Linked DNA regions of Homo sapiens: all the other regions are linked to region 2. Evidence: chromatin loops called from intact Hi-C (ENCODE). Cell type or tissue: PC-9. All regions are shown on one strand.

Region 1 (8,000 bases), 470 kb after region 2:
TGGGATTACAGGCATGAGCCACTGTGCCCAGCCTCCAAATCCTTTTATGAGATGTATTCGCTTCCTAGGTCTGCTGTAAAAAGTATTACAGAGTGACTTAAGACAAGAGAAATTTATTGTCTCACAGTACTTGAGGCTAGTAGTCCAAAATCAAGGTATGGATGGAGGCATGCTCCCTCTGAAACCCATAGGGGAGAATCCTTCTTTACCTCTTCATAGCTTCTTGTGGCTTGTCAACAATCTTTGGCATTCCTTGGCTTGCAGCTATAGCACTCCAATTGCTGTCTCTATTGCAACATAATGTTCTTCCTTCCTGTGTCTGTGTTCAAATCTACCTGTTCTCAACAGGACATCAGTCATATTGGATTGAATGTCCATTCTATTCCAATACGATCTTATCTTAACATAGCTGATTACGTCTGCAATAACCCTATTTCCAAATAAGGTCACATTCTGATGTACTAGGGGTTAGGATTTCAACATACATGTTTTGGGAATACAATTCATCACATGACAGGAAGCATTCAGGTTCATCCACTATTTTGCTTGCTCAGGCTGCCTTCATTCCTCATTTATTATGGGAGAAAAAACCTACCAGTTGTTGAATTCCTTCTCTTAGCAGGTACTTTACATATGCTAACTAATTAATTCTTGGGAGAACTCTAAAGAAAAGGCATTATTGTCCCATTTTATTGGTGAGGGATCTGAGGCTTAGGGAGTTAAAGTGCATTTCTCAAGATTTACTCATCCTTTAGGTCTTAGTTCCAATCTCGTTCCATCAAGAAAGGCTTCCTGAACACCCAGGCAAAATTTGGTTTCCATAATATGTATTCTCATGGCACCTTCTATTTTTCCTTTGTAAAATTCATATCATTTAATAATTATTTATCATTCAATATTTGTTTAGTGTTTGCCTCTTCATCTGGGTCATAAGCTCCATGAGGTGGGGCCCATGTATATTTCCATCACTTGGGCACACAGGCACTGGGTAATATTTGTGGAACAAATGTTTGAATGAGTAACTCCCATAATTAGTAGAATAAATATTTGAACATTTTACCCCAAATCTCAGAGTTACTCCACCCATAATGATTAACCAGTTTCTACTAGACATCTGTAATGTAGTAGACATTTAACTTCGCAAGATGAATAAGGCCTAGTCCCTGTCCTCAGGGAGTTTACAGTTTAATAGAGAAGACACAGAAGAGGAGGGGATGACTAGCTACCTGAAGATGGTGATGGGATCAGAGAAGCTTATCACAGATACCAAAATCATCTTATAGGGAGGAAGACTGGTTGGAATAATTGGAAAATGGGGTTAAGGGAGGCCTAGGCAGAGAAGCAGGTGTAAATGGGACAAGTCCTTGGCAGAGGATAATATTTTTCCCCAAAGGCAGGCAATTTGGTAGATGGAGGAGGGGTTTTGATGAGTTAGATGAGCCTCATCTAAAAGAACTTTTCCTGAGCCAAATGGATCTACTCATGAGCTCATCAATATATCCCACACATTTGTGACTCAGCTCAATGAAAAGCAGATATTTCCAAATCTGGAAAAAGCTCTTTTTGGAGGTAATGAGTTCCCAGTCTTTTGGAGTTGTTGAATAATCATGTGGGCAACTATTTTAATGCTGTGTTTTAGCAGTGCTTCTCTTCCTATCCTTCTTGCTGCTATGGCACGCATGGAAAATATTTCAATGGCACATTGAGATACAACCAGAAGCAAACTCTTCCAAGGGCTGAAGAGGTCAATACACCAACTCCTTTGTGATACATGCACAGTGTTCTAGAATAGGGAATTTAATCCTTCTGGAGTTTTCATTATAGAAAAAATTAAGATATCCTCTAATTTTGAGGTTCTTTAAACTGAAACACTCCTTTTCCATATTCTTCATACAGAATCCCAGAGTAATGTATTAATAGTGTAAATCAGATGATGTCACCTCACTGCATAAAACCCTTCACTTCTTAAAACATTTCAAAGAAAATCCAGAATTCTTACCTTGAACTAACAGGCTCTGCACACTTTGGTTTCTACTTGCCTCTCTCAATTAATTTTCTACATCCTTCTCCTCTGCTCACTATAAGCCAGCTCTAGGCATTTTTCTCAAGTTTTCAAATAAGCCAAACTTACTTCTGCCTCAGGGCCTTTGCACAGGCTGGTATCTCTAAAGGCAAAAATATGAGGATAGCTTTCTTATACTTTAATCCACAGTTTAAATATCATACCCCAGTAAGGCTTTTCCCTGACTGCTGTATCTAAAGAGTTTCTACGTATAGTTTATTGCACCATCTGTTTGTAGCCTCAAATGGTGTATTTCTTAAAAAAAAAAAAGAAACTACTCATTTATTATTGTCCCCCTGTACACACACACTCCCTCTACCATCCACCTCTTCCCTGACCTGTGAGTTTGACAGAAGGAAAGTGCTTGCTCTGCTCAGAACTCTAGTAGTTCTGAACGAATACAACAATGCCAGGGACATTATAGGGGCTCAATGCTTATAAGTTGAATGAATTAATTTGAACATTTCAAGGACAATTTGACAAATAGATCAATGTAAATATTGTAAGCCTGGAAAGGAAGGATGTTTAATGAATAAGATGGAGACAGAGGATGGGTTTAAAGGAGTGACCACATTGGTATGCAGAAATTGAGAAAGGTTTCATGGAGGAAGCTCTAGATGTCCCCTGAAATGTTAACATGTAAAACTAAGGAGTGTGTGGGGGAGGGGGATTATGGTAATATTTTAGAAGAAATTATTATCCATAAATATGTATTGTTAAGTAGAAGAACTACATGGTTTAGGAACAACAAATAATGCAATTTGATTTTATTATAGCAGTGTTTCTCAATCAGTTATGATTTTGCCACCTAGGGGACACTGCAAAATGTCCAAAGACAATTTTGGTTGCTGCAACTTAGAAGTGCTACTAACTTTTATTCGGTAAAGGCCAGGAATGATGCTAAACGTTGTTCAAAGCCCAGGACAGTACCTCTCAACAAATAATTATCTGCATCAAATGCCAATAGTGACAAGATTGAGAAATACTGCATTCTGGGAATATGTAAGAACATCGTAGAAAATAAAGCTAAAATAACAAGGCAAGGCAAAACTTTGGAAATACTTAAATATCAAGGTCAGGCATTTACTTAGTAGGGAGAGGGGAACTAATGTTGGTTTTATGCAGAGTCGTGATAGGAACTCTTGGAGGCTTAACCCAGTACTCACATAAAGGCAGCCTGGAGCAAAATGGGAAGAGGCCTGTGTAGAAGCTGCTTTAGTGGTCTAGATAAGAATAGGGGGCCTTGCACTAGAAGAATGCTGAGGGAGATGGAATGGAATAGACAGATTTATGTTATTTCAGAGTTACAATATTAATGGATTGTCAATGACAGAATGCATCCATTCTGTTTCAGAAGTTTTTAAGTATACATTCTTATGTCTGTTTGATTCAGTTCACATGGATTTTGAAGGAAAATACCACAAGTCATGACTTTTTGTCCATAAATGCTTGGAATGCCCCTGAGGTTTCTTCAGTATTTCATATCACATGTTTTCATCAGTGAGGGGAGAATTTAAAAACATGCATGGTAATAACTAAAAACTCTGCTGCTTTAGTGAAGGAATTTGTTATTGCACCATATTTGGGTGTGGGATGAGTAGAAAAGAAAAAGAAAGGGGGAGGGGAGAGAGAGAGAGAGAGGCAAACACAACAAACCACACAGTTTTAGTATTTCTCCTGTAGAATACTTGGAAAATGAAGATATTTGAAAAATAGAGTCATGGAATCTTCGAGTTAGAAGGTTATCTGGTCCAGTCTTTTTTTTATTCGAGCACAAAATCAAAACATTAAGTGGGATGGCTGACTACTCTTGTCTTAAAGATCTTCAGTGCTTGGCCAGCTGCCCAGGTTATTCAAAGTCTGTGCTCACATTTGCAGTGAGTTTTTAAGATTTCAAGATATTGGCAATCTGACAAAAGCCTAATTCAAAAGTAACTGGTATCTTTATTAAGGTATAGCAAATGAGATATGAATAAAAACTGTGTGAAAGAGCCAAGGCAGAAATACAAGGTAATTATTTTCTGGACTTCACCCTTTGTTGGGAGTTTCAGAGACCTCAGCAAAAAAAGAAGCCTCTCTGGCTGTATTTTAATCCTGGCTTCCTCTAGCCTAGGAACAGCCAATTACTGTGGTAAACAGAAATCATCTGAACATCAGCAGTATCCCTATCATCATCCTGATGCCAGCCTTGGGAATTTTGACCTCTATGTTTCATGGCATGGTCCACCCCTCAGTGGTCAATAAGCCAAGCCAGATGCTGTTCTTCCAACTCGATATAGGGGAAGGAACTGAGTTCTATAGCCTACTGGCTTGGTTAAGGGCTTCAAGGCACATTTGGCTCATTTATGCTATCACACATTCTTGATAATGTGTATTTTAAATTACCCATGCACTTTCATCATGGAAGTCAAGAGCATGTAAGATCCTTGCCTTTTCTGGAAGGAACATTAGACATGGAAGCTTTAACACTCCTAAGAGAACAGATGTCTGGTCAAACTGGTGCAATTCATGATAAATAAAGCCCAGGAGAAGGAATTGCTAATGAGGGCTGGGAATGAGTGAGGAGGGGAAAATATTCTGTTAGTTATTAGGGTAGGGAGTTGATTTAGAAGAAGCATGATTAGTAATGCATGTTAAACTCTGGGTTTCTAGATATGGCCACATATCACTAAGGATCATAGATATGGGTAGAAAGTGAAAAATATCTCTGTATACCGTGATTCTAATAGATGTAAAAATGCTAAGTTAAGTCATTCTCCTTATGTTCTCATTCTTGGGCCTGCCTTCTCTGACATTTATCCCAGTATTTCCATAATACTTTTGGAATAGGCAATAACAACACCATAATTTGCTCTAATTTTGCATATTTGTACTAACTCTTTATAAGAAGAATCCCATGGGAGATTCTAGTAGGTAAACATAGAAAATTTTTTCACATGTCTGATAAAACCAATAAAATGTAAAACAAAGAAAGTAACCAAAGATAATTTATTGAAAAAAACTATCTCACAAATCAAAGATTTTCTGATCTGCCAAAATTCTCTGAGAGGGACAAATAGACTTGCTGGACTCTGATGTTTTTTTGTTTTTGTTTTTAAATATTCACTGATGACATCACAGTCTCTTGTCAAAAGTTCGCTGATAATAATGTCAAAAACAGACTACCAGACAGAGAAAAACCTATGAGACTCTTATAAACTTTTTAAGTGTTCTGTTTTCTCCCTTTATGTGCTGCTAAATACATGCACAGAAAGAATTTCTTATTGAATTATTTTCCAAATATGCAATGCTCACTACTTTCAGCATTTTCATGTTGTATGTATACCTCTAAACTATTATTTATCTAGCTGGTTTTAGACTTTTTTGCCTAATCAAAGTTATCTAATCAGGGAAACAACACTACATAAAAAATCATGGAATATATATATATATATTCCATATATATTTTATATATATGTATACTCCATATATATGGAATATATGGTCATTATATATATATATACACACACATTTTATATATGTGTGTGTGTGTGTATATATATATATATATATATATATATATAAAATTCCATAGCTGGAATACTGAGGAAAGCATTTAGCTTTCCTCAGTAAAAGAGCATGTGTTGATAACTCTTTATCGTGTGTGTGTGTGTATATAAAGTTCAGTGCTTAATATCATTGTGAAATATAGACTTCTAGTTGTTAGTACATGTAACAACAGCAGAAATGGTAAAATCATTACAATAAAGCTGTGAAGGATGTGTTCTTGCAGCAAAGCACACGGGGGATCTTGGTTCCTAGCAGAAAAACACCACTGCTGCTATTTACTTCATCAGTGAATGACTCTGTGGGAGCAAAGGCCACAAGACAGCACTGAAAAGAGAACAGGCAGTGGTGCTGCCTGCCCGCTGATCAGACTGTGCTTGTCTTTTCAAAAAGAAAGAAATTTATCCTTTTAATAATTCCCGGTCGGGCGCGGTGGCTCATACCTGTAATCCCAGCACTTTGGGAGGCTGAGGAAGGTGGATCACGAGGTCAGGAAATCAAGACCATCCTGGCCAACGTGGTGAAACCCCGTCTCTACTAAAAATACAAAAATTAGCTGGGCGTGGTGGCACGTGCCTGTAATCCCAGCTACGTGGGAAGCTGAAGCAGAGGAATCGCTTGAACCCGGGAGGCAGAGGTTGCAGTGAGCTGAGATCGCGCCACTGCACTCCAGCCTGGATGACAGAGCGAGACTCCGTCTCTAATAGTAATAATAATAATAATAATAATAATAATAATAATAATAATAATTCCCTCAGATAGCACAGCTAAGCCAAGTTAGCTCTCCAGCCAGCTCTTGTTTGTGAAGTGTAATTCTGTGGTAATGAGCTGGTGACAACGTGAGGAAACAGTCTAAACCTTCTGAAAATCAATCCAAACATGACTAAAGACAGGAAGAAAGGGAAGGGAAGGGATGGGAAGGGAAAAGAGAGAGAGATGAACCAGAGGGAAGAAAGAAATTTTAATGACCATTTCAAGGGAATCAAGAGCACCATGGACATGAACTATTATTTACCAGTACAGTGGGGTTAAGGAATAAACTCTATTGGGATTCCCATTCATTTCTATTTCACACTCAGAAAGGTGCGGTTTTGCATTCTATTGCCTCTTCCTTACCCCAGAAATGTTCCATTCTGTTGTAAATGAATGAGCTTCAATCGTTCTCAAAAGACTTCAATGTATTCACATCTTTCACTAAATTTAGTATCTTCTGAATTGTTACAGATTTCTTCCTACATATAAAACATGACCATGGCCAAGAATATGCAATTTTCATTTTTAAGGTACACAAAACTCAGTAACTGCGGGAAAAACACAGGCCTACTAAGTGATGTCTCTCTTGCCCCTTTCCAATTGTCAACAGATGAACCTCTAACTGCTGGGGAGTAGCTGTGACACAGTGTTGGTTTCTGAATGTCTTTGCCACAAGGAAAGAACGGAATTTTTTTTTTGGGGGTTGTAGAAAACAGGCATGGAATATTGAGTTTTCTAGGAGAGAAAAAAAAATGTGATCAAGATGTGTAATGAGGCTGGAGATAGTGGCTCACACTTGTAATCACAGAACTTTGGGGAGCTGAGGCAGGAGGATTACTTGAGCCATAGAGTTTGAGACCAGCCTGGACAGGCTATCTCAGCTCAGCATAGTGAGACCTCATCTCTACAAAAAAATAAATAAGTAAAAATAAAAAAGGTGTGTAATCATAGGAGGACAAAGGCAAAATGTGTTGGTCAGGTAACTCAGAAAAAAGAAGGCAAGACTTTGTGTTGTTGGTGCTTAAGAATAGAAAGGGAGTAAAAAGTTGATCTTTCATTTTGTGGTATATTTTATCTTGCACCAAATGACATGTACTATTTTGGGATACTTGTCATTCTTTTCATGTAAAGCTGTGTGAATTCTTTTTATCTATTCTTTCTGAGGTAAAGCAGGCAAAATACTTCCAAAACATGCCAAGTTGAAAAAGAGATTTCAGGACATTTGATCTTTGCATTAAGAACAATAAACTACTTTCTGCTGCTGGCTGTTTCTATGAGTTCCAATTGGAACCCTTTAATTTGTTAGTGAAACTGTCAAAATTTAAACATGGATATTTGTAATTCTATCAGGGCATAGTTAGTTAATAGGTAGGTTCAGGAAAAAGGATTAAGTTTTTCCCTGCTTATCCTTCTCCCTATCAATCATTTTCAATTTCCTTGGTCTTCTCTACTTTAGTGTATTGGGTAAATGAAGAACCAAGATCTCAGTTTGTGATGTTTATTGGGGATCTCAGAAAATGATGGTTTTTTTGTTAAAGCTTTTAAGAGAGAAGTGCCATTTTCCTTTTATTGGTTGGACTACAAAACTGAGATGTGTGTTCATACTCAACGCCAAACTTTTTGTTTACAAAGGGCACCT
Region 2 (8,000 bases):
GCTGGAGTACAGTGGCATGATCTTGACTCACTGCAACCTCTGCCTCCCGAGTTCAAGCAATTCCCCTACCTCAGCCTCCTGAGTAGCTGGGACTACAGGTGCGCACCACCATGCCCCGCTAATTTTTTGCATTTTAGTAAAGACGGGGTTTCACCATATTGGCCAGGATGGTCTCGATCTCCTGACCTCGTGATCTGCCTGCCTCGGCCTCCCAAAGTGCTGGGATTACAAGCATGAGCCACCAAGCCCGACCAACAAATGAAAATTCTACTAGAGAGATAGTTTAATTAAAGCATGTAATTAGTTGATTACCTGCTTCATAGAAGTAACAACTTTACTTTAATGTGGTATTCTGTTATCAGTCTGGGAGGTGAAGAGTCCTAAATAGAGTGGCTTTATTGACTCTTTGAATACAATGCTCTTAGAATGACATCATGACTTAGGGTAAAATATTAATTTCTAATCCTCAAAACCATATATTCAGATATAAGCATAAAAACATATTCAAAATGCCAACTATAATTCAAAATATATAAGCAGTTGACCCTTGAACGTTTTGGGGCATAGAGGTGGTGATCTCTCCTACAGCAAAAAATCCATGTATAATTTCTGACTGCCCCACATCTTAACTACTAATAGCCTGCTGTTGACCGGAAGCCATACTGACCACATACACAGTCCATTAACACATATTTTGTATGTTATTTGTATTATATACTGTATTATTAAAATAAGCTAGGGAAAAGAAAATGTTATTAAGAAAATCATAAGGAAGAGACAATGTATTTACTATTTAGTAAGTGGAAGTGGCTCATCATAAAGGCCTTCACCCTCATTGTCTTCACATTGAGTAGGCTGAGGAGGAGGAAGTACTGAAGTTGATTTGTTGTCTCAGGGGTGGCAGAGGCAGAAGAGGTGGGAGGGGAGGCGGGACACTCAATGTAACTTTTATTGAAAAATCCACATCTAAGTGGACCCACATAGTTCAAATTCATGTTGTTCAAGGGTCAGATATGCATGTGTATATGTTTGCTGTTCAGTGCTGGCTGACTGGTGATGTTTGAATTTATCTCCACTTTAAAATATTTTTTTGGCTGGGTGCAGTGGCTGACGCCTGTAATCCCAGCACTTCGGGAGGCTGAGGCGGGCAGATCACGAGGTCAGGAGTTCGAGACCAGGCTGGCCAATATGGTAAAACTGCATCTCTACTAAAAATACAAAAATTAGTCTGGCATGATGGTGCACGCCTGTAGTCCCAGCTACTCGGTAGGCTGAGGCAGAAGACTCACTTTAACCCGGAGGCAGAGGTTGCAGCGAGCCGAGATTACACCACTGCACTCCAGCCTGGGCAACAAAGTAAGACTCCATCTCAAAAAATAAATAAATGAAAAAAAAATTTTTTTCCCTATTGTCCTTTATCTTGTATGTCTAGGGAGAGAATTGGCTAGCACACAAATAAAGGAGAAAGGAGGAGAAAAATTCCTTATGTGTGATATGTGATATAAATCTGAAATTCATGATTTTGAGGCAGCACGATTTAGAACAAAAAGAAAACCTAATATTAAAAAATATATGTAGTGATGCTTAAATCTGTAACAGATATTGGGAATGCAGGTGAAAATGAAATTTGTGTGCTGAAAGAGCAACGCCTCAAAAGACGTTACTCACAAGTCCATGCACATTATTTGACATCCTGTGTCATTTCGTAAATCACTTTCATGCTTGAGAAATGAAGTATATACATAAATAATATTGATGCGGATAGCAACAATAGTAAGTTCCTGGTCTTGTCTGCACTCACGTGTCTCTGTTGCAAAGGCTGTTATGGGATTCCACGGTACTAAAGAACTGGAATTAATGATTGGAAAAAATGTTCTCCAGTTGTTTGTCTAAGATAAATATGGCCTTAGACTTCAGGTTCTGCTTCTGCCCATCTCATGGACCATAAGCAGTGAAAAGCCAACCAAAATATAGTTAGTAATATTAATTATGATCAAAATGAGCTAATGGCACCCTGGGATGGTAGGGAAGAAAGTCAGAAGTAAAAGAAAGCACTATAATTACAGGGAAAAAGGCCTTCAGTTATTCTTGCCCTTTTGCTTGCTACCACCAAATTCTAGTCCTGAGTGCTTATAATTACTTTATGAGCCTAAAGTAAGTCATGTTGCTTGTAATCCTTATAGCCATATCTTAATGGAAAAGTATTCACATGTTTGATCCACCTATAATTTTTAGAGAGAGAATGACATTTTCAAGAACAGGGGTGAGAAACTTGGGGAGCCACACAATTCTTGCTTCATGTGTTTCTGTGCATATGTGCGTGCAATGCATATGTGTTCATAGCCACCATATTGACAAACTTAGCGAAGATGTGAAAGGACTGAGTGGCTCTAGGTCATGGAACTGGAAGGGCCAGGGTGATGGCTGAGAGATGAGTCTTTCTCCCCTGGAGCCTGAGAGGGCCTATGGTTGTTGCTTAGCAAGTTCTAGACAAGAATTCAGGTTATTATATAACTTGTTTTCAAAACATTCTTGTGTAGTAGGAATGTTGCAGCTATTCCTGGCCCCTCTTGCCAGGGAAGCACTCTAGCACTTGTGGGTTTGATATCCACTGTGGTGGGACAGGCTTATCAGGTTGGCCAAGCTTGTAGATCCTATTGTGATAGAATATCTTCTTCGCTCTCTACTTTTGTTGTTTACTTAACAAAAGACACTCCACCCTCGCTGCAAGTTTTGACACTCTCTCTGATACACTGTATGGCTACTGTACCTTGACTTTCAATTACATTAAATCCTATCATAATCATTTTCTTACAACAAATCCTCTTTAACACCTGTAAAGCTCAGCTCCCATGGGTGTAGGATTATGCTGTCAAAAATAAAAAACAGAAGAATTCTACTGGAATTGCAGTGGCTATTGCACGCGCTTAAAAATAAAATCAGCATAAGAGCCCTCCCCACTTTGCATTCAATTCTGGTAGCAAAAAAGAGAAAAGTTATTCAAGCCATTCAAATATGGCTTGACGTATAAACCAGTGGCTTTAATTCAGTGATTTTAAATCAATGTGATATCATGTTAAAATACTTTCTCTGGGAATGGATTTCTTTTGGAAGTGAGTTCCGGAATCCCTAATTATTACCATTGTAATGATTAATGTAGAACAGACTATTCTTCATTAATACCTAACAAAAATACATTGTATGGGAAGGCTTTCATTTGTTTGCTTTGTTTCTTTTAATGATCCTGCTTTATTGGTTGGACGACAAGCAAGTTTCAAAATTTAGGGTGTCATGATGGTGTCACCTCTTCTGCCTGGATTATTTTTGGTCAACATGTATAAGCCTGTTTTTTTTTTTTTTGTTTTTTTTTTTTTGCGAGGGAGTCTCCCTCTGTTGCCCAGGCTGGAATGCAGTGGCTCGATCTTGGCTCACTGCAAGCTCCGCCTCCCGGGTTCACGCCATTCTCCTGCCTCAGCCTCCCGAGTAGCTGGGACTACAGGCGCCCACCACCATGCCTGGCTAATTTTTTTTTTTATTTTTAGTAGAGACGGGGTTTCACCGTGTTAGCCAGTATGGTCTCTATCTCCTGACCTCATGATCCACCCGCCTTGGTCTCCCAAAGTGCTGGGATTACAGGCGTGGGCCACCGCGCCTGGCCAGAAGCCTGTTTTATTGTTCCATTTATTTAGGTTGTATTTCATGTGGTTTGCTGCTACTTTGGACTAACATCATTCTGAGCAACATTCTTAGGGTCAAAGGAGAGGAATGGGTATTTGAGGAATGTAACAGATTTTTGTCAGCAGTGTCTTTCCAGTATTAGTCATGCCTGTTGATTCTTCAAACTGATACTCTGAGCTCCATCCTGGGCAATGATAGCCCTTTTCGGATTAGCTGGTGGGAGGATGTCTCTCCAGTTAATCAAATCTCACCACAACAAGCACTCTATTCCACCTCTAACCAAGAAGTTATCTCTACTTCTATTATTTTTCCACTGTGTTAGGAAAATGAGTAGCTCGACATTATGTATCAATCAGAATTTAAAAAATCTTTCCTTTTGGAGTTGCTACCGCTAATTGCCAGGTTAGTAAAATCTTACCCATTCTGGCAATGAGGGTGTGCCACATTTTATTCACTTTTTTTTCAGGAACAAGAGTAAGATTACTGGTGACTCTAATCACCACATACAGCAGCCAGGTCTTTTGCTATGACCTGGGAGAGGTAGAGTTCTCAGCTTTCATAATGTAGCTTTGGTACAGGCCCATCTTTCCAGCTGAAGGTAATGTGAGCTGGAACTGGTCACAGAGGCCCTGGCAGCTGGCTTAACCTGTTTATATAAAGACGGAACACAGCCACTGATTAAGAGAGCCACCTCCTACTGATTGGTTTTGGAGTGGAGCCCAGAATTTTCCATGGAGATAGCTTTTAAAAGTTAGGTCAGCATCTCAATGAAAGATAAGGACACACAAGAAAGCCCTTGTGGGTTGCCCTGTCTTGAGAACCCCCACTGTTCAGCAAGGATCAGAATAGATATATGTGACCAGTGAAATGCTTCTACTAGGTTTATCTCTGTGAAAAGATCACTTTTCCCGGAGTGATCTTGTGGACTGAGGATTAAGTGGGTAAGCTTGAGCCAAGCTTAGCATTTAGCAACTTACGTATTTCCTTGGCTCTTCAATTCTGAAACCCTTCAGAGTGAACTGGTCAGTGATAAGATCAATTTGGTGTCAGGACATTTTATATGGGGGATGTTTTTAAACGGTGGGTACAATGTTGTAAATAACGAAAGACTATTGCTTCTAGATTTAAATCAGGGAATAAGGTTAAAAGGAACAAAAGAGGGATGGACAGGAAGGGGGAAAAAAGATTAAAGAATTCCATAGAGAATCAGTAGAGAAACTACAGGGCTTCAATGGTCCCATGAATTTCTCCACCCCCATGACTGATCAAACATACTTGAAGGAATAGTATTCCTACAAAACAGAGAAAAATGATCTCAGGCCATGATGCAATTTGTGGATGCAAAAGAATCTTTATACTGGATTGGAATTTGACCCTATAGTTTTGTTTACTTATAAGCAGAGACTGTTCCTTTATGAAGTTTTCTATCTGTGTGTTTAGAAATAAAAGTGTGTGGTAATGCCAAAACACTACTTGAATTGAAGTCGTTAGTAGCTGGAGTGTGTGCTACTAAAAGTAGTGACTGGAGGGTATTCCTGCCCTCTATTCTGCAACTTCCAGAGGTTTAAAAAAAAGAACATCCCACTTTTATAAAAAGAGAAAAAAAATCCTTTGCATAGATTATTATATAAATAAATCTTCTTAACACGCACTGCGGTTCTTTTTTTTTTTTTTTCAAAGCACAAAGAGTTATTGTGTGATTTATGTGAAAAGGTTATGTAACTGTACTCTGTTACTTTAAATAGTGTTTTTTATTTAAACTGCCAACTTCTTCATCACCAGCAAAGAAAAAAAATGCATATTTGCTAAGCACAAAGGTAATTTTCAAGGACTGTAATTAGCTCATGATAACTCTATCTTTTGTGATGTCTTTCCTGCTGAACTAGAAAAGAGATGGACTTTTTTTTCATTGTTAAATCTAAACTGTGGCACCTGCAATGTGTCAGTTCTATGAGAACCAGGGAGGAAAAAAGTTTAAAGTATTACACTCGGTCAGGGGAAAATACGGATGTAATAAGGTAACAGATCTTGCAATTTTCATCTGGCTTCATCTTTTCTTTTTACAAACATGACAAGGCTCTATTTCCTCCTGTTTCTATTGCCCAGCTGACCCTTTATTTCCAAGATATTAAAAGACCTATTTAAAAACCAAACGGAATATATGATATGGAAAATGAAAACAATAATGAAATTATGATAAAATACGTAGAAAAAAGTCAGGGGTGTAAATCTCGGTGTCTTTAACACAGGTGATAGGACAGAATGTTGGCAAGAGAAAGAAAAGCAAATGAAGCAAACGTTGGAGGAAGAGAATGCTAATTAATTAAATTCCTTCCAGGAAAATCAATCGCTAAGAAAAATCTTATTTCCATGAAAAATTCTATCTTTGGTGGAGGTCAGAGTATATGTGCACACTGGGTGTGTGTGTACAGTGTCACCAAATATATTTATGTCATTGATTGAGACTACTTTATGGAAGCATTTAGGGGGTCACAGTCAGAAAATTTTCCCCATGGTAAGGAGTATCTCCAAAGAAAATCTAGAAGTTTCCTTCCTAGGAAAATAAGCTGTTGTAGGCAGTAGAATTCCCCGAAGGTCACAACTGTACTACATTCTGGGATTTGGAGATCTGTTTCCTTCTGAGAAGTAAAACCTACCTTTGTAGACTGAGATCTGGGATCCTAGAGCTTGTTTTTCATAGTGTTGGACTATAACCACATGAACAACAGAAAAATCTATAAAGCACTTAAAGTCAAGGAACTGCAGTGTGGCAATGGTAGTTCTGGGTGCGTTTTCTGTGAAACTGTGAGAGCATTATCACCTGTTTGGTCACCAACCTGGTTGTCCAGGTGGCAGTTTGGCAAACAACCAGCATGAAAAACAACAACCTCTTGTAAGGAAAGGGCTGTGAAATCTTTGAGCATAGTTGTTCTCAGATGTTATTGATCCCTTTCAGTTCAAACATTAGATTTCAATTTTCATTGAAATCATTATAAACAACAGAAATGAGACTGAAAATGAATAAATATGCTTACAGCTCAGGCATCAGATATCTACTTCTGGCAATTCTGCACAGGGAGAAGGCAATTGATTTTTAAAGAGTGCTTTGCAACTGGCGGAGAGGAGCAAGACAATAGCTGACCGTTTCAATATATTATGGACAATGATGTCAATCAATATGTTTTGCAGCTAGAATTCAGTTGTAAGTTTGATTGTTGTATCTTTAAAAGTTAGGTGGGAATGTTGAGCCTCTATCAGGTGAAGTCTTCGGCATTTAGGATCTCATTAAATCTTGCTGTCTGGAAGGTGTTACATGCCCTGTTAAACAGATCAAATAAGGGAGGACTGAAAGTTAATTTCCTAGTCAGGAAGGAGGAAGTCAATTAAAAACTTACATTTGAAGAATGATCAATTTCACTTCAATTACCCGAAGGAAGTGTTTTGAAATGTGTATTTAAACTAAGAAATAGAGTATATATCAAAGGGAAAAAATTTAAACTGAAAGGAAAGGCCAAAGTTAGCAGCAATGGTGTATACAATAACAGGTGCAGCCTTTTCTAGGTTCACAGCTACCCTCTCTGACTTCAGCATGTGGCAGGAGAATCTCTTCAAACAGGAGCTACTTTTTCCGAGACTTAAAGGCTATCTTAGGCTTCTAGCAAAGGTTGATGAGTAATATAAACTCTTCCATGTGCTCAACATGAGGATCAGGCTAAAATTAACCCCACTTATAGACAGAAGGTAGCCAAGATGACACTATTATCCATTGTGCTGAAAAAGAAATGCTTCTCTTTAAATCTAGAGGAAAAATGCCGAGACAAAAAGTCCTTTAAATGAATTGTATGCCTGGTTTTATACAAGCTAGGTCATTTAGAGAGACACCTCTCTATTTCTGTTCTCTTCTATGGACTACATTTAGACCTTAAACAATTAGCCCTCTTCACGTTTTTTTAAAAGTCACCTGCTATGGAAACTCCAGCATTTTGTATTTTTAGATGCTAGGGTCAGGGCAAGTGCAAAAATGATGACATTTTCTGCCCTTATAAGCAATTCTTTTTTACTTTAGCAGGACACACGGAAGTGGGTACTGAACAAGTTCCCACATTCTGTGTTAACCCCTTAGGGTAAGAAGCACAAAGCACAAATACAAGTCTATTCTTAGGAGGCTAACCCCATTAGAGTAAATCCCATTTAAGAAGACAAGTGCTCCCTGTCATGAAACCCCTCAAGGTCCTACAAACTTTATAATTAGGCACATTTATTTTCCTGATCTACTGTTATTTAATTGGAACCGTGAAAGTAAGGCAAAGAGGCTACTTTCT
Region 3 (8,000 bases), 71 kb before region 2:
CCAATTTATGTTCCAAATATTTGCCCTACGTCCTCTCTCCAAATACAATCAAGCACAAAGTGCCATCAATGCCCCAAGTATTTATATTAATAATTCCTTCATAATGATTATGATGTTGGAATGAAACAAAGATAGGGAAAGTTTGCTATTTAGTTTGCGTGATACATTTATGGAACAGGGGTCTGTGATTATATTTCCTTCTAACCAAATGTTTTTCCACCAGTCTCCAGGCCTGAGACTTTACCTGCTTCTGCTAGATTCTCCCTAGGCAGTATGATTAAGAGAGAAGATGCTTACCGACATAAATGATCCTGGTAGGGAGAAAGAGTCTCAAAGAATGGCTCTGCCCAGGAGAATCCAACTCTGAGAGAAAAGAGAAGGTCAGGCTTGGCAAAGCAGGGGGTGGGGGCGAGCTTGGAATTGGGGTTTAGGGTTCTTCTTCTTTATCTTATAATCTCACTTTTTTTCCCTCTCCTCTCCTAATCTCCTATAATACACTCCTACCTTTCCCAAACTTCTGTCTTCTGGAAGGAAATGCAAAACACTAATAAACATAAATCCCAACAGTGGAAATTAAAGCAATAATAAAATGTCCTGGAAGAATTTCAAACAGGTGAGGGATGTGATCAAAGATCTTTCTAAATAAATGTACTTTTGTTTGCTTTGAATTTTTAGTTGCAGCAATAATTTTAAGATGCAAATGATTTGAATTTAGAGACTTTCAATAACTTGGGAATAAGAGTAGTATACCACAATATTTAGCATTTAAAAATAGCATAGCACAACAAAGAACAGATTTCCTAAAACCAGAAGTCACTACTTCCTTCAAGAGTCTAAGACTTGGCTGGGCATGGTGGCTCACGCCTATAATCCTAGCACTTTGGAAGGCCGAGGTGGGCAGATTGCCTGAGGTCAGGAGTTCGAGAACAGCCTGGCCAACATGGCAAAACCCCGTCTCTACTAAAAATATAAAAATTAGCTGGGTGTGGTGAAGGGCACCTGTAATCCCAGCTACTTGGGAGGCTGAGGCAGGAGAATCACTTGAACCCGGGAGGTGGATGTTGCAGTGAGCTGAGATTGTGCCACTGCACTCCGGACTGGGCGACAAGGGCGGAACTCCGTCTCAAAAAAAAAAAAAAAAAAAAAGTCTGGTTGCGCGCGGTGGCTCACGCCTGTAATCCCAGCACTTTGGGAGGCCGAGCGGGGCGGATCATGAAGAAAGGAGATCGAGACCATCCTGGCTAACACGGTAAAACCCCATCTCTACTAAAAATACAAAAAAATTAGCCAGGCATGGTGGCGGGCGCTTGTAGTCCCAGCTACTCGGGAGGCCGAGGCAGGAGAATGGCGAGAACTCGGGAGGCGGAGCTTGCAGTGAGCCGAGATCACGCCACTGTACTGCAGACTGGGCGACAAGAGCCAAACTCTGTTTTTTTTTTGTTTTGTTTTTTTTAAAGAGTCTAAGCCTTTGGTCATTGCTTTCGGTATTAAAATGCAGTTCTTCACCCAAGATCCACCTTAAAAGTTATTGTCTTCTTGAAGCCTTCCCAGTCTCAATAATCTCAATCCCTGGCTCAGAGTAAGTTTGTATTTCAATTTAGTCTTTACTTATGGGGCTGTAGTCTTTTAGAAGTCCCTGTCTCTCCTGGATCATCACCTCCTTAAGGGAAGAGACAAGGCCTTGTTTGTATTTATAGTTCCACTATCGTTCGCAGTGGGTTGTGCTTAAAAACTGTTGACTTGAACCTCAGCCTTAAAGCAAAGAATAAACATTCATTTTGCTCGTGTAGAACAACAGATTGTACATGCATTAGTAAAATAAATTGGTAATATATTCTACCTCCAAAATTACACCTTGATAGGATGTTTTTGAGTAAACACACATTCAAGTTTTGGAAAATATTTACAAGTTTCAGGAGACAGTTGTGTATTTGAGAGATAAAGAAGTATTTAAAAAGTAAGGATCTGATAATGCTTGGCCCACCAGGCAAAAGAAGGCCATTTAAAAATGATGGGTCTTTCTTTTGTCTGCAAAGTCAGAAGACTGGTCCCCTGCAAGGAGAGAGTTTGAGAAACAAGGAATGTGGCCTTTCCTCCAAAGACCTCAGATAGATCATAGCGTGGATCCCAGTTGATACATGTGGAAACTGACGTTAAGCAACTTGCCTAAAGGGAGTCATTTGACTAGAGCTGGGAACAATCTCCAGCTTGTGCTGTAACACAGACTGTGTGGACAGAAGTCAGGCTCCACAGACTGTTTTGTGAGTGTAATGTTAGCATGATATTAGCAAACAATAAAGCAACATATGCTACAGACATGGCCAGAGAAATCAGTTTTGATAAAAGCACAAAATGACCTGGGAGAGAAGAGGTAACGCTCAGAAAGACGAGCCCTGTGGTTGCTAACATTTTTATTAGAGACTTTACAGAAATGAATGTTCAACGTCTAAGTGTTACTCAGGGAACATCCGAGCTACCACAATTATTCCTGCACAAACCTGCTGTATTCCTTGACTCTCAATACCTTTTTTCTTGTATCTGACATGAACATAGCTCTACGGAAATGATGGGGGGAAAGTGAAGGAGCTGAGCTTCATACGTGGGAAAAATGTGTTGAAATAGACTGTGAAATTAAAAAATAAGCATGGCACCAAGAGAGTGGTTTGAAGAGTGTTCCCCACAATGTTTCTATGAAAACGTAAGCATGTCGTTTAGATCATTGCTAGAATTCTGAATTGCTACCATCAGCTTTTCACAGTTTGGATAAAACATGTAACCAAATCCTAACACTCATTATGAAAACACATATGGAAAATCCCTTTTCATTCAGAGCAGACGACCTACAAGCACTGTTTTAGCCACAAGAATGTGTCCCTGTGAACATGACACCAGAGTCCCAGAATGTGGGGCTCTTTAATGTGCCACACAAGAGCTGGGATTTTTATTCTGCTTCACATTCCTCACAAGGCTCTGTTTTGAAGCTCTTAGGCAAGAGGTAATGTGGGAACAGCATTGTATTCATAAAGATTTCAAAGATGTGGAGGTTCCCACCATTTGACCTATTTTGCCACTGATGCATTATTCTGCTGCAGAAAGTCTCATGTGTACAGCAAACTCATTAAGGCTTAGTATGTTCTTACCTGTGTGCATTTCTGTGTGTCTGTATAAATATATATGTTTTTCGTATAAAGGCATACTTTTTCTAGACAACAAGATGAATACATTGAATCTCAATTTTTTTTTTTTTTTTTTTTTTTTTTTTTTTTTTTTTTGAGACGGAGTCTCGCTCTGTCGCCCAGGCTGGAGTGGCGCAATCTCGGCTCACTGCAAGCTCCGCCTCCCGGGTTCACGCCATTCTCCTGCCTCAGCCTCCCAAGTAGCTGGGACTACAGGCGCCCGCCACTACGCCCGGCTAATTTTTTGTATTTTTAGTAGAGACGGGGTTTCACCGTTTTAGCCGGGATGGTCTCGATCTCCTGACCTCGTGATCCGCCCGCCTCGGCCTCCCAAAGTGCTGGGATTACAGGCGTGAGCCACCGCGCCCGGCCGGGAGCAGGTTGTTCTTGTATTGCTCATTCCACTCATCCTTCCAGGAGAACAGGCTACATGTTTATAACAAACTAGAGAGCTCTGGGTGGAAGATTTTTTTTTTTTTTTTTTTTTTTTTTTTTCCTTGTTATCAGAATGTAGCCAGGCTTAAAGAAGACTGGTTATCTATTAGTCATTTGGTATTCTAAACACGTGGGTGTGGACTCCCAACCTGCCTGCGGCTTGCCTGAATTGTAACCAAGTTTGTCCAAAACTGGTTACCTAAATGCCAGAGAGACTGTGCTTTTTGTCACTTTAACCAAAATCCCAGTGCGTGGGCCAGAATATTCATAATATTGTAGATTCATAAAGGACAGAACTGACATCTTCAAAGAATGTAACAATGAAGTAAAATGAGTGCTTTAGGAAGAAATATAACAAAACACAAACTCAGAAACGAGCTTGATTCCTGGAAGAGTCACCTAGGGAAACAATGCAAATCCAAAGCATTTTTTAACTCCTTTAAAAACAGCCTTTCATGAATAGTTTTGGTTGCACGTGTGAAAATTCTTTATTTTATTGATATTTCTCATTTTCCATCAAAATTAATTTATCATATTGGGGGAAAAAAAAAACCCCACAGGCTTTAGAGAGTCAAAGACCTGCATCAAATCTAACTTCCGCTAGATTGTACTTTTATGATCTTGGAAAGTGCTTAATGAGTTTTGATTTACTCATCCAAGAAATGGGAAACTTTTAACAAAAAGATTCATGTCCTGGATCTAGTGGTTCTACTTCTAGGAAATTATCTGATGGGAACGATCATAAAAATCCACAAAGTTTTATCTATGAAGAATGTTCCTTTGCAGCATTGAAATATTGGAATTGTGTGAGTAGACTATGATATATCCACAAACAGGAATACCAAATAGGGAGTAAAGATTTTTGTGGAAGAAATTTAGTGACATGAAAAATTGTTCACAATATAATAGTAAGTGAAAAATTATAAGGTTATACACATTGTTATTAATTTTTGGGGAAAATGTATTCTTATGCTTACCCATAGAAGAAACACTAGGTAGATAAGCGCAGTAATATCAGTAGTGATTCGATGTGGGTAAGTGGGACACTGAAGCAGCTTTGGTCTCTACTCTTCAAGATTTTTCAACCTTCCTTCAATAACATGTGCTAATTTTATAATTATTAAATATATATCAAATAGGGACATTAATATTCACCTTATAGATTTGTGTTAAGAATTAAATTAGGTGAGATGATTCATGAAAAACAGTTTAGTGCCTAGCATTTAATTGGTGTTTTTGATTATTTTTATCCAGTTTAATCAGTCATCATGGACTTAGCTCAAAATGATTTTTTTGACTTGAAACAAAACCAAAAATACTACCCTTTAACTGGTGAAAATTTATCACCGTTAAGGATATTCAAAAAAAAAATGCACCGTAAGCTATGAAGGCAATTTCAAAAGAGATGTTTCTGAAATGCCTTGAGCAATGAGAGAGACAATGAAATAAGCAATTAAACTTAAGGTGACTACTTTGCAGCATTTATTTGGACCTAGAAGCTTTGGTTTGTTTGTTTAAAAAACCTGTCATTACTATAGCCACATTGGGTACACGGATAGACGGAACAATATCTAACTCAAAGCGGGTAATTAGTCTGTCAAGATAAATGCCCCCTCTTCTTCAAGCTGATAAAAAGTATCTTGTCAGGGCCTCTTGTGTCATCCCCCAAACACTGTGCGTAAGCCCTGCTGTTTTCTCTTGCAACACGCTTCATCCTGCAGAAATGCAGAGGGAAGCTTTTTGTGGGTATGGTTGGTTGAAAGACAGTTCATATTACCCCTATCTCCTTTCCTGGACTGTATATCTCTGGGGTGCTATGACCTTCTCCCCCCCCCAGGGCACATGTGCACTTGCGCGCAGGCACACACACACACACACACACACACACAAATATGTATACCCAGGGCCGGGCGTGGTGGCTCACGCCTGTAATCCCAGCACTCTGGGAGGTCAAGGCGGGCAGATCACCTGAGGTCAGGAGTTCAAGACCAGCTTGGCCAACATGGTGAAACCCCGTCTCTACAAAAATTAGCCAGGTGTGGTGGTGGGCGCCTGTAATCCCAGCTACCTGGGAGGCTGTGGCAGAAGAATCGTTTGAACCCAGGAGGCAGAGGTTGCAGTGAGCCGAGATCGTGCCATTGCACTCCAGCCTGGGCGACAGAGCGAGAGTCTGTCTCAAAAACAAACAAACAAACAAACAAAAAAACAAAAAACAAACAGAAAGAAACATGTATACCCACGCACACACAGACATACACACACGGACACACATTCTCCCCCGCCCCCACACACACACCCTCAGAGAGATACCTTATCTCTCTGGCTCTCATACACACTCCTACTTTCCCCTCTCCTCGCCTATCGATCTCCTCTCCCCTGTGCTGAGTTAGAAGCTCCTCCTATTATTTTTGTAATCTCTGTTTTAGCATTTCCCATAGAATATTGCAAACATGGAGTGCTTATCTCGCTCTCACACTGGAGTTCCTTGAGCCATCTGCCACTTTTATTAGCCTCTCAGAACGCTCATTTCTTCATCTTAGTGTTCCATTGACAAATGGGAACATAATGCCTCATTTAGAAGTTAGTTGTGGGCATTCCATTGCATAACGGAGGTAGAATTCCTGGCACATGCTAGCCACCCAATAATGGAAGCTATTATTATGATTAATTATATTATTTATTCACTTTTATATCCTGAGGGCCTGGCATAGTGTCTGATGTGTGATGAGTGTAAAATAAATTTCTGGTGAATTAATGAATTAACTCACAAGCTTACAGAATGTGGCTTCAAAATAAAAGAAGAATGTTGTTTTGTAGCGTTTATAGTAGGTGTGAGCGGCAAATCCACGTGCTTCCCCTTCTTACCCCTTTCCCCAAACAACCTATCTGGTGCCAATCCTTGGGAAAAGAAACCGTTACCATCTAGATATAGAAAGCCTATTGACTATTATTTCCATGTAGATATGGCTTAGCAAGGATAAGAGGAATTTTCTCCCTTGATTATCATCTCCTTAGGCTATGTAGTTTATTTCCCAGAGACCGGTCTTCCTTAGCCTTGTTAACCTTTATATGCTTTCTAACTCCAACAAACAATTATTGGCTGAAATAACCTGATCGAGACACAATCAGCTTCACGGCTGCCTCCAGACTCTACCCGATCTGTTAGCGCTAATCTATTCACCTCTCAGTGTTCACAAAACCTGTTAGCTGATTTGCATTCCACCTCCTATCTTTTCCCTACTTCCTTTGAGGAAGATGTTTGTGAATTATTTTAAGCCAGTTGAATCACTCTGGGAGTTAAGTGCTATTTTAAGCTTTTGAGGAACAGTTGAGAAGGAATGACTTAGGGATGTGAAGCATTTCCCAATAATATCCCACAGAAACTTCAACTTACCAAGTTTGTGGTAAATTTCAGGATATTAAGACACCCTGAAATGGGTCACTGTTCTTGGATACCAGATTCTAAGCTACCCATTGCAAAATGTCTTGTTAAAGCCATGGTGTACGGTGCAAGTGAGATCCACGAGAGGCCATCTGCTGCTTGAGAGAATGTCTTCCTTTCCAGCATCTGAATGCACTGCTTTCCTTGCTGTCTGCCTAGTTGCAGAACTTTGTCTTCTTTTATCAGGACCACTGTCTCTGTGTCCTTGTCAAACTTTTTGTCCCCTAACGGCATCCTCTCCTTCAAATATTGTGCAGCAGATCTAGGGTCCCAGGTGAGTGGACCTCCGTAAGCAGATCACAAGGTGAGCACCCTCTTGAATAATTATTCCACTTGCTTTTATGAACCTTTCCTGAGCCCCCAGCCCACCAGCCAATGTATATTTCCCTACCAAAAAACGCTACCAGTTCCAGGAAGTCTTCCCAGAGTGATAAGAACACATGCTTTATCTTATCTCAACTTTTCTAGACCTCTATGTTGATTGCCGTCATCGCATGTTGACCCTGCTGGCTCCTTATTGGTCACCCTTATATAGAAATCTATGCCTTTGTGATCAACTGTGATGTTGCATTTTGCCATCTGTATGTCCTTATCATGCTGGTTCAAAACATTCTTTTTAGTTGTAGAATGTACCCAGTTAGAATGGAAGGACCGTATTTCTTTTCTTTCTTTTTCTTTTTTTTTTTTTAAGGTGACTAATGAAACACCAAGTCATATAATTATGACTTAATGGATACTTTCTGTTGTTGCTGATGATGAAATGTCCTTTCATATTCAGACTGTATCTTCCTGTAAATCAGGTACAGTGAGTCATGGGGGAACAATGGTGGGATGTTACAGTGATGAAATCTGGAGTCAAATCTTTGTCATTAACGAACTGAAAACTTGGATAGAGTTTTATACAATTTCTTTATATACATGGAGCCAGCTGTCTTTCATTGGTTAGG
Region 4 (8,000 bases), 130 kb after region 2:
AAAGACTGTATGAGATTCCAAGTCCAATTTTAGGCTTTTTGGAAGGACAAAAAAAGCATCCTTCATCAAATATTAGTAGATGCTTATGACTGGTTCATATTTTTAATTTAACATATTAGGAGAAATGGCAGACACCACAACATTCAGCCTGCGTGGAGAACAATATGTGACATATTTTCTCTGTAGAATTGAACTAAATGTAGACTTGAACTAGTAACACTACCAGTCACTTTGAAGAAAATCTAACCTTTGGGGGTTAACATTGAAAAGGAAAAGAGAAGGGACGGGTATTAGCTTTTTTTAAACTTTTAATATAATTTAAAAAATTTAGAATAGGCTTAGATTTACAGAAAGTTTGCGAAGATAGTGTAGAGGATTCCCATAAGCCCTGCACCCAGTTATTTACTGTATTATTAGCATCTTATGTTAATATGGTATGCTTGTCAAAATCAATGAGTCAATACTGATATGTTATTTAACTAAAGTCCATATATTATTCAAATTTCCTTAAATTTTACCTCGTACTTTTTCTGTTCCAGCAACCCATCAGGATCTCTCTTTTATTTATTTATTTATTTATTTTTTTTGAGACAGATTTTCTTGTTGCCCAGTTTGGAGTGCAATGGTGTGATCTTGGCTCAAATGGTGTGATTTCCACTCCTGGGTTCAAGAGATTCTCCCTCCTCAGCCTCCCTAGTAGCTGGGATTATAGGCACCTGCCACCCTGCCCAGCTAATTTTCTTTTTTCTTCTTTTTTTTTTTTTTTAGTGGAGATGGGGTTTCACCATGTTGGCCGGGCTGGCTTCGAACTCCTGACCTCAAGTGACCCACCTGCCTTGGCCTCCCAAATTGCTGGGATTACAGGCATGAGCCACCATGCCCAGCCCAGGCTCTCATATTGATACTAACATTTTTGAAGAGCCAATTTAGTACCAGATGCATTTATGTCATCATTTCATTTAATTTTCATACATAGTATTTAGGTAGGCATTATTTTCTCATTTTAAGAATGACACAACTGATATCAGAGAGGGTAACTGACTTTCTCAGAGAAACTCAGAACCCAGGAAGTACTGAAGCAATCAATGATTCATATCCAAGCCATCTGGTCCCAACCCATTTTTTTTCTTCTCGTATCTTGCTATCTTTCTCACTTGCAATACAATGATCAAATTTATATTTGAAACACGTATTGCACATATAGTGTTGCATTCACATTTTGGAAAATAGTTATACAGGAGATTCCTTACTTGCTTTAATGCAAGTAGAATTGTTTGTAAGACTTTCCATCTGATTTCTCACAGCCAGAGAGACTTATCTGAGCTGCAGAAATCTAAAGTACAGCTGCCAAAGAATAATTGGTCATTGAATGATAGATGACTTATTGCTATAATATGTTTAATAATGCCTTGTTATTGAAGGTTCTATATTACAGAAGATGCATTTCAACTTCTATTTCACTCAGAGGTGATATAAAAGAATGTGAGCCATATTTTGGGTTGAGTCATATATTATTAGAGGTTTTTTGTCTATTTTTTTCTGAGTTAACAAGGTTACTCACAAACAATTCACACCAGAAACAAAACATATGGTCATTGGAAAGGGAATTCATGGGACTTCTCACAATCTTTAGTTATTTACATCATACTTCATTACAATTCAGTTACATGAAATCCCCATTCTAGAGTTTCAACTCTTCTCAAATATACAATATCAATTGTCCTGTGGTTGACAGGAAAATTGAGCTTTCAAAAATCTTGAATGTGCTGGAGAAAAAGGTGAAAAATAAACACAATAGGATAAACAGCCATTATTTTAAGCAGAATCTTTTTCTCTCACAACTGTATTTCACCTGCTTAACACTAATAATTAAAAGGATCTAAAAATAGTCCTATAGGAGCCAAAGGTTTCAGTAACAGATTAGAATTACTGGATGTCCATTTCTTGTGGTTAATAACAGATCTATTGTGTTGACTTAAAACATAAAAGGGTGATTATTCCCAACAGATATTTTCTTCTTTACGTTAAACACGGAAGTCTACAAAAAAAAATACTGACTGTTCTTGGTAAGTAGATTTTAATTTGTATCTATATAGTATGCTTCTCACTTCATTAGGCTTAGAATTTGTGACTGAACAGCACTGTTTGGGCAGCCTGCTGCCTAGTTGGTGATGTCAGAAGCAATTACTTTCACAGATTTAAGATTTTGTCATCACACATATCCTGTCTTTAGTTATCTGAGTGGACAGCCCCATCAAGGACAATATGTATTTCATCATATATTTCTCGTGTCATTTTAAAAACAGCTCAAGGATCATCCCCCTTTGCACAACAAGAATGCATCAGTTGGATGAATGGTTAAATAGAGCCATCCAAATTCAGAAATACACTTCTTTTCCTAATTTCAAATTATTTCTGTAGAATAAATGTTGAGTACATTTACCTGGTTTCTTTATTTTGGCTCATGGCCCCTGGAAGAAGGGGATTGATACCTCCTTTTTTTTTTAATTTATGGCAGAAACCTAGAAATCATCATAGATTTTAGCTTGGCCTTCCTCATTCAATTAGAGACCAAATCTTGTGGAGTTTCTTCTTTGACATGTATCATTTCACTATTTCTTAATAAGCTTCCACTCCTAGTTTAGTTTTTTTTTTTTTGCCTGAGCTATTATAATAGTGTTCTTATTGTTTTGCCTAATTCTTTCCTTCACACAGTCACTGCAAAGAAAGGTTTTGAGAAATGCAGATTTGACCACAGTTTCCCTAATTTTCAACCTTCCGAGATTTCTTATTGCCTTCAGGCACAAGTGCAAACTCTCTCCATGACCTCACTTTTCAAATGTCTTCTCCTGGGGGCATGTATACTCTGTAACATCAGGCTGTTTCACACTTGCTTCTACCACGTCTGCATCTTGTATTTTCTGGGTCTTTGTCTCTTGAAGAACAAATAAATACACCTCCTTTAGGACTCAATATCATGTCACACGCTTTCTGAGGATTTTCCTGACCCAATGGGACAAACATAACTACTCTTTGTTCGGCTCCCTGTGTATACCTCTTTCACAACCCTGTAATATATTATGATACAAATTGTCTACAGGTCTGTAGACTCCCTACAGATTTAGCTTTTCGTATTTAAGACGTGAATCGTGTTTTTTTCTCTTTAGGCACACTGATGTTTGAAAATTCCTGATGGTCTCAAAGATCAGTAAATGTGTGAGCCACTGTTACTGTGGCTAACCATGTGCTTGGCTTAGGGCAGAGATACTCAGACTTACTGAATGTAAGAATTGCCCAGATGTTGGATGATATTCAAATTCTTGGAATGCATTCCCAGAAATTTTGATTCAAAAGCAATGAGGAGGGATCCAGAAATCCATTGTTTTCACAGGCACCCCAGGTACTTGTGACACAGGTGTATGAGGAATAAACATTGAGAAACTGACTTTTCCAGTTATCTATTGTTGCGTAACCAACCACCCTCAGGGACATAAACAAACTACTTGGAGGAAATAGAAAACAACTGTTTATTATGCCCATGGATTCTGAAGTTCTGGAATTTGTACATGACACAGCAGGAATGACTTGGCTTTGCCCTATGATGTCTGGGGAAGGAGGGAGACTCAGATGTCTAGGGGGTACTTGAATGGCTGAGGACTGGAATAGATGGGCTGTAGGATCTCTCGTGTTATAGTTTTCTTACTCACATCCTTGATTACTGGGCTGGGATGAGTTAAAGACTGGGTTCAGCAGAGGTGGTCAACAAGAGCACCTACATGTGGCTTGGACTTCTCAGCATGGGAGCTGGGTTCTGAGAGGGAGCACTCCAAGAAAGTAAGCATGCCAAAAGAACTAGATAGAAGCTGCTTTGCCTTTTATGACTTGGCTTTACTTTGCTCAAACTGCTGAGGTGGTCTCAAGCCCACCCAGATTCAAGGTATAAGGCATATACCCCCCCTCAATGGAAAGAGTTTCATAAAAAGGACAGCAATGTTTTAAAACTGCCATATCGATTTTGAACTTTGATTTATCTGTTTATATATATATAAACATATATATATATATATATGTTTTCGCTACTGGATCTGTGAGCTGTTTGAAGATAAAGATGGTATCTTATTTAGTCTTGAACCCTCAGGATCTGTTACAAACCTTGGTGGTTAATATAAACCCGGTAAATACTCATTGCTTTTAACTTATCTAAAGGTCAACAACCATAACCCTTCAATTACTGGGTATTATGGAGTATTATTGATCTAGAGATGCTTCTTCAGCAAGAAATTCTTTGCAAAAGACAGGGACTTGCCTCATAAAAGTTGACCGAATGATTTTTTTTATTGCTACTTAAATCCTAGTTGTACTATTTTGTGACTGTGATCTTGGGCAAATTACTTAAATTCTCCATACTTCTATTTACTCTTACTCATCTCTGATGTGGGGAAAACAGTGGTATTTACTTCAGAGGTTGGGGGTAAGGAACAAATGAAATACATAAAGTTCTTAGATAAGGGCAGGTAGTGGAGTTGAATAGAAAAGCCCCCTTCTTGTGAAGATATTATCATTCTTACAATAGCCATTGATGACTACAGTTAATCAACCACTAATGTGAATAACAGTTAAATTATTTCAATATAACCCCATAAGCTTTATTTGTGTATGTAGGTATGCACATATATGTTGATATGTAAGTAGTTTTATAAAAGTATGCTTTTTAGCGAAGCATATTTACTCACCACATTATAAATCATAAGTGAACAGCTCAAAACATTCTTACAGTGAATATATTTATGCAAACACTACATAAATCAAGAAAAAGAAGCTTCTGTATCCCCAGAAACTTCCTTGTCATTCTACCAGTCATACTTCATCAAGAATATCTACTCTTCTGACTTCCACGACTACATTTTTTTGGCCTATTTTTGAATTTTATATACATAGAATAAGATAGTAGGTAGTCTTTTGTGCCTGCCTTTTTTTTTGTTCAATATTATACTTGTGAGATTCATCTATGCTGTTGCATACAAGAGTATTTCTTTCATTTTCATTGTGGCGTAGTATTCTATTATTTGTACAATCCAATATTGACTAACATTTGGGTTATTTCCAGTTTTTGGCTACTATGAAGAATGCCCCTATGAACACCCTTGTGTATACCTTTTGGCACTCATATGTATTCGTTTCTTGTGTATGTAGGGAGGAAAAAAATTTCTAAGTCATAGAGTAAGACAATTAGGTTTTCTGTTTTTCCTTGCTGTTCCGTAGGGTGAAAATGGTGTATATATATATACACATACAATATCTGAGTATGTACGTACATATATATCTGTCTAGAGTATAATCTTTTGTGGAATATATGTATTACGCATATCTTTTCCTTTTCTGTGATTACCTTTTCATTAATCAAATAACTTTCAATGAATGGAAGTTCTTAATTTTAATAAAGTCCAATTTATCAATCTTTTCCTTTATATAATACTTAGTACTATTTGTGTCATGTTTAAAAAAGTTTGTCTCACCCAAGATTATGAATGTATTCTCTTATGTTTAGTTCTAAAATATTTATTATTTTAAAATGAAATTTACGTTTATAATTGCCCGGAATTGATTTTTGTCTACAGAATAGTGACAATAAGACAATATAGATGATATAAAATATTGTCTATAGAGATTATTATTTAGTCTTATATAGGTAGAAAACCCAGCACCAATTTTTGAAAAGATTATCCTTTCTTCAAGTCCAATTCAGAGGCATCATTGCCATAATCAAGTCTGGTTTTAGACTCTTTATTCTGATTCATGGGTTTAATGTCTGTCCTTGTCCCAAGACCTTACTGTTTACTGTCTTAATTACAGGAGTTTTATAATAAATCTCAATATATAGTAGCTTCAATTTTTCCATTTCTTTCTTTTTCAAGATCATCTTAGCTATCCTTGCTTCTTGCATTTTCATGAATTTTAGAATCAGCTTGTTGATTTACACACACATACACACAAATCCTACTAGGATTTTGGCTGAGTTTTTATTACATGTGTAAGTTAACTTGGGGAAAACTGACATTGTTACAATATTGAATGGTATCTCAAACAAGGTGTATCCATTCATTTATTTAAGATTTATTGATTTCCCTCAGTAATGCTATACTACTTGGAATGTAGACTTTTACATATTTCAATAGATTAATTTCTAAGTATTTGATGTTTTAATGCTACTGTACATAGTATCAGTTTAAAATTTCATTTTGTAATTATGTTTGTTCATATATACAAATGATTTTTTTTATGTTGCATAACGGCCGGCAGCCTGGTTAAAATCACATAGTAATTTTAATAGTTTGCTGTAGGTTCTTTCAAATTTTCTAAACACACAATCATATTGCCATGAATAGTGATAATTTTTTGATCTTTCTTTTCAATCTATATAAATTTTATTCATTTTTCTCACTTTATTGTGTAGCTAGGAACCACAGTTACATAATTTACAAAATTTGGCAGCAGACATTCTTTTTCTTATTCTTATGCCCAAATCATACAATTCAATATTTAGCTAAGTACATTTTCTTTTGCATTAGGAATTTTGGAAATATACTTTATCAGGTTAAGAGATATTGTATTCTATTCCTGATTTGCTGTATTTCTGTCTTGAACATGTTGACTTTTATCAATACAATTGAACTGGTCACATTTTTTTCTCCTTTATTCAATCAATATAGGTTGATTTTTAAATACCTAAAAAAAATTGCATTCTGGAAAAAAAACCTTGTAGTGACTTATAATTCTTTTTATATGTAGCTGGATTTGTTTGCCCATATTTTGTCCATATTCATGAGAGAAAGTGGCCTATAATTTTTCCTTTTTTAATGTCCTTGCCAAGTGATGTTCAGGTTATGCAGGACTAATAAAACTAGTTGAGAAACATTCTCCTTTTTTCTGTTCGCTTCATGAGTTTGAGTAAGATTTTTTTTCTTAAATGTTGGAAATAATTCAATGGTAAAGATATCTGCACTTTGAATTTTCTTTGAAGATTTTAAATTATGGATTTATGTTATTTAATAAGCTACTCATTTTTATCTTCCTTTTATGTGTCAGATTTGATAAATTGTGTATTTTAAAGGATTTAAAGTTTTTACCTAATTATTCAAATGTATGGACATTAAGTTGTCCATAATATCCTTGTTATTTTTAACGTCTTTGAGGTATGTAATGGTGTTTTTCTTTTTATTCCTGAAATTTGGTATTTAGTATCTAATTTTTTTTTTTGGTTCAGTCCTGCTGAAGTTTATCTTTTTGATGAAATAACCTTGGGTATTATTGATTTTCTTTATTATAATTATACATTGTTTTATATTTTATTAATTTGTACTTTTATCCTTATCATTTCTTTACTCATACTTTCTTTTTTTTTTTTTGAGATGGAGTCTCACTCTGTCGCCCAGGCTGGAGTGCAGTGGCGCGATCTCGGCTCACTGCAAGCTCCACCTCCCAGGTTCACACCATTCTCCTGCCTCAGCCTCCTGAGTAGCTGGGACTACAGGCGCCCGCCACCACGCCTGGCTAATTTTTTGTATTTTTAGTAGAGATGGGATTTCACTGTGTTAGCCAGGATGGTCTAGATCTCCTGACCTCATGATCTGCCCGCCTCGGCCTCCCAAAGTGCTGGGATTACAGGCGTGAGCCACCGCGCCCGGCCTACTCATACTTTCTTTAGATTAAATTTGCTATTCTTTTTCTACTTCTTCAAATGAACACTTGCATCATGGCTTGCTTGCCTTTCTTCTTTTGCAACTCATGCATTTATTGTTGTAAGTCTCCAAGTACTACATTAGCTGCATCTCACAGGTTTTGATATATTCCTTTTTTAATTTATATTATTCAATTCAAAGTATTTTCTAATTTCCTTTTTAATTGTTTTACGTTATTTTAGAGAAGTATTGATGAATTTTAAAACATTATAAAATGTTTTAATTCTTCCTTTATTACTGATTCCTAGTTTAATTTTACTC

What was found. A loop is a pair of places that touch in the nucleus more often than their neighbours do. Peaks named below come from ENCODE experiments on the same cell type or tissue, not always from the same donor. Only the 100,000 strongest peaks of a DNase experiment are listed, where the experiment ranks them.
Region 1: a loop joins it to region 2, with 8 times the contacts of the local background. A loop is called at or near these places in 4 of 110 quality-filtered maps.
Region 3: it touches region 2 in a loop (10-fold over the local background); 4 of 110 quality-filtered maps call a loop at or near these places.
Region 4: it touches region 2 in a loop (7-fold over the local background); 3 of 110 quality-filtered maps call a loop at or near these places.

What each region holds. Positions count from the first base shown.
Region 1 is chr6:140,058,662-140,066,661 of GRCh38, forward strand. All of the region lies in intron 1 of LINC02941 (long intergenic non-protein coding RNA 2941), which reads left to right. All of the region lies in intron 2 of LOC107986652 (a long non-coding RNA gene), which reads right to left. Among named protein-coding and RNA genes, the nearest start is that of LINC02941, 86 kb to the left of the region's middle. In PC-9, no CTCF peak of the experiment used is centred here; DNase peaks (open chromatin) are centred at 3,510 and 3,930; H3K4me3 peaks cover 1,299 bases; H3K27ac peaks cover 2,942 bases.
Region 2 is chr6:139,583,917-139,591,916 of GRCh38, forward strand. No RefSeq gene overlaps it. Among named protein-coding and RNA genes, the nearest start is that of LINC01625, 110 kb to the left of the region's middle. RefSeq lists an enhancer at 4,996-5,140 and a cis regulatory region at 5,063-5,074. In PC-9, no CTCF peak of the experiment used is centred here; DNase peaks (open chromatin) are centred at 2,635, 3,785, 4,355, 5,025 and 1 weaker place; H3K4me3 peaks cover 1,728 bases; H3K27ac peaks cover 4,526 bases.
Region 3 is chr6:139,512,842-139,520,841 of GRCh38, forward strand. No RefSeq gene overlaps it. Among named protein-coding and RNA genes, the nearest start is that of LINC01625, 42 kb to the left of the region's middle. RefSeq lists a cis regulatory region at 5,777-6,253. In PC-9, no CTCF peak of the experiment used is centred here; DNase peaks (open chromatin) are centred at 3,660 and 7,850; H3K27ac peaks cover 957 bases.
Region 4 is chr6:139,710,826-139,718,825 of GRCh38, forward strand. No RefSeq gene overlaps it. Among named protein-coding and RNA genes, the nearest start is that of FILNC1, 56 kb to the right of the region's middle. In PC-9, no CTCF peak of the experiment used is centred here; DNase peaks (open chromatin) are centred at 1,106, 1,406 and 3,466; H3K27ac peaks cover 3,349 bases.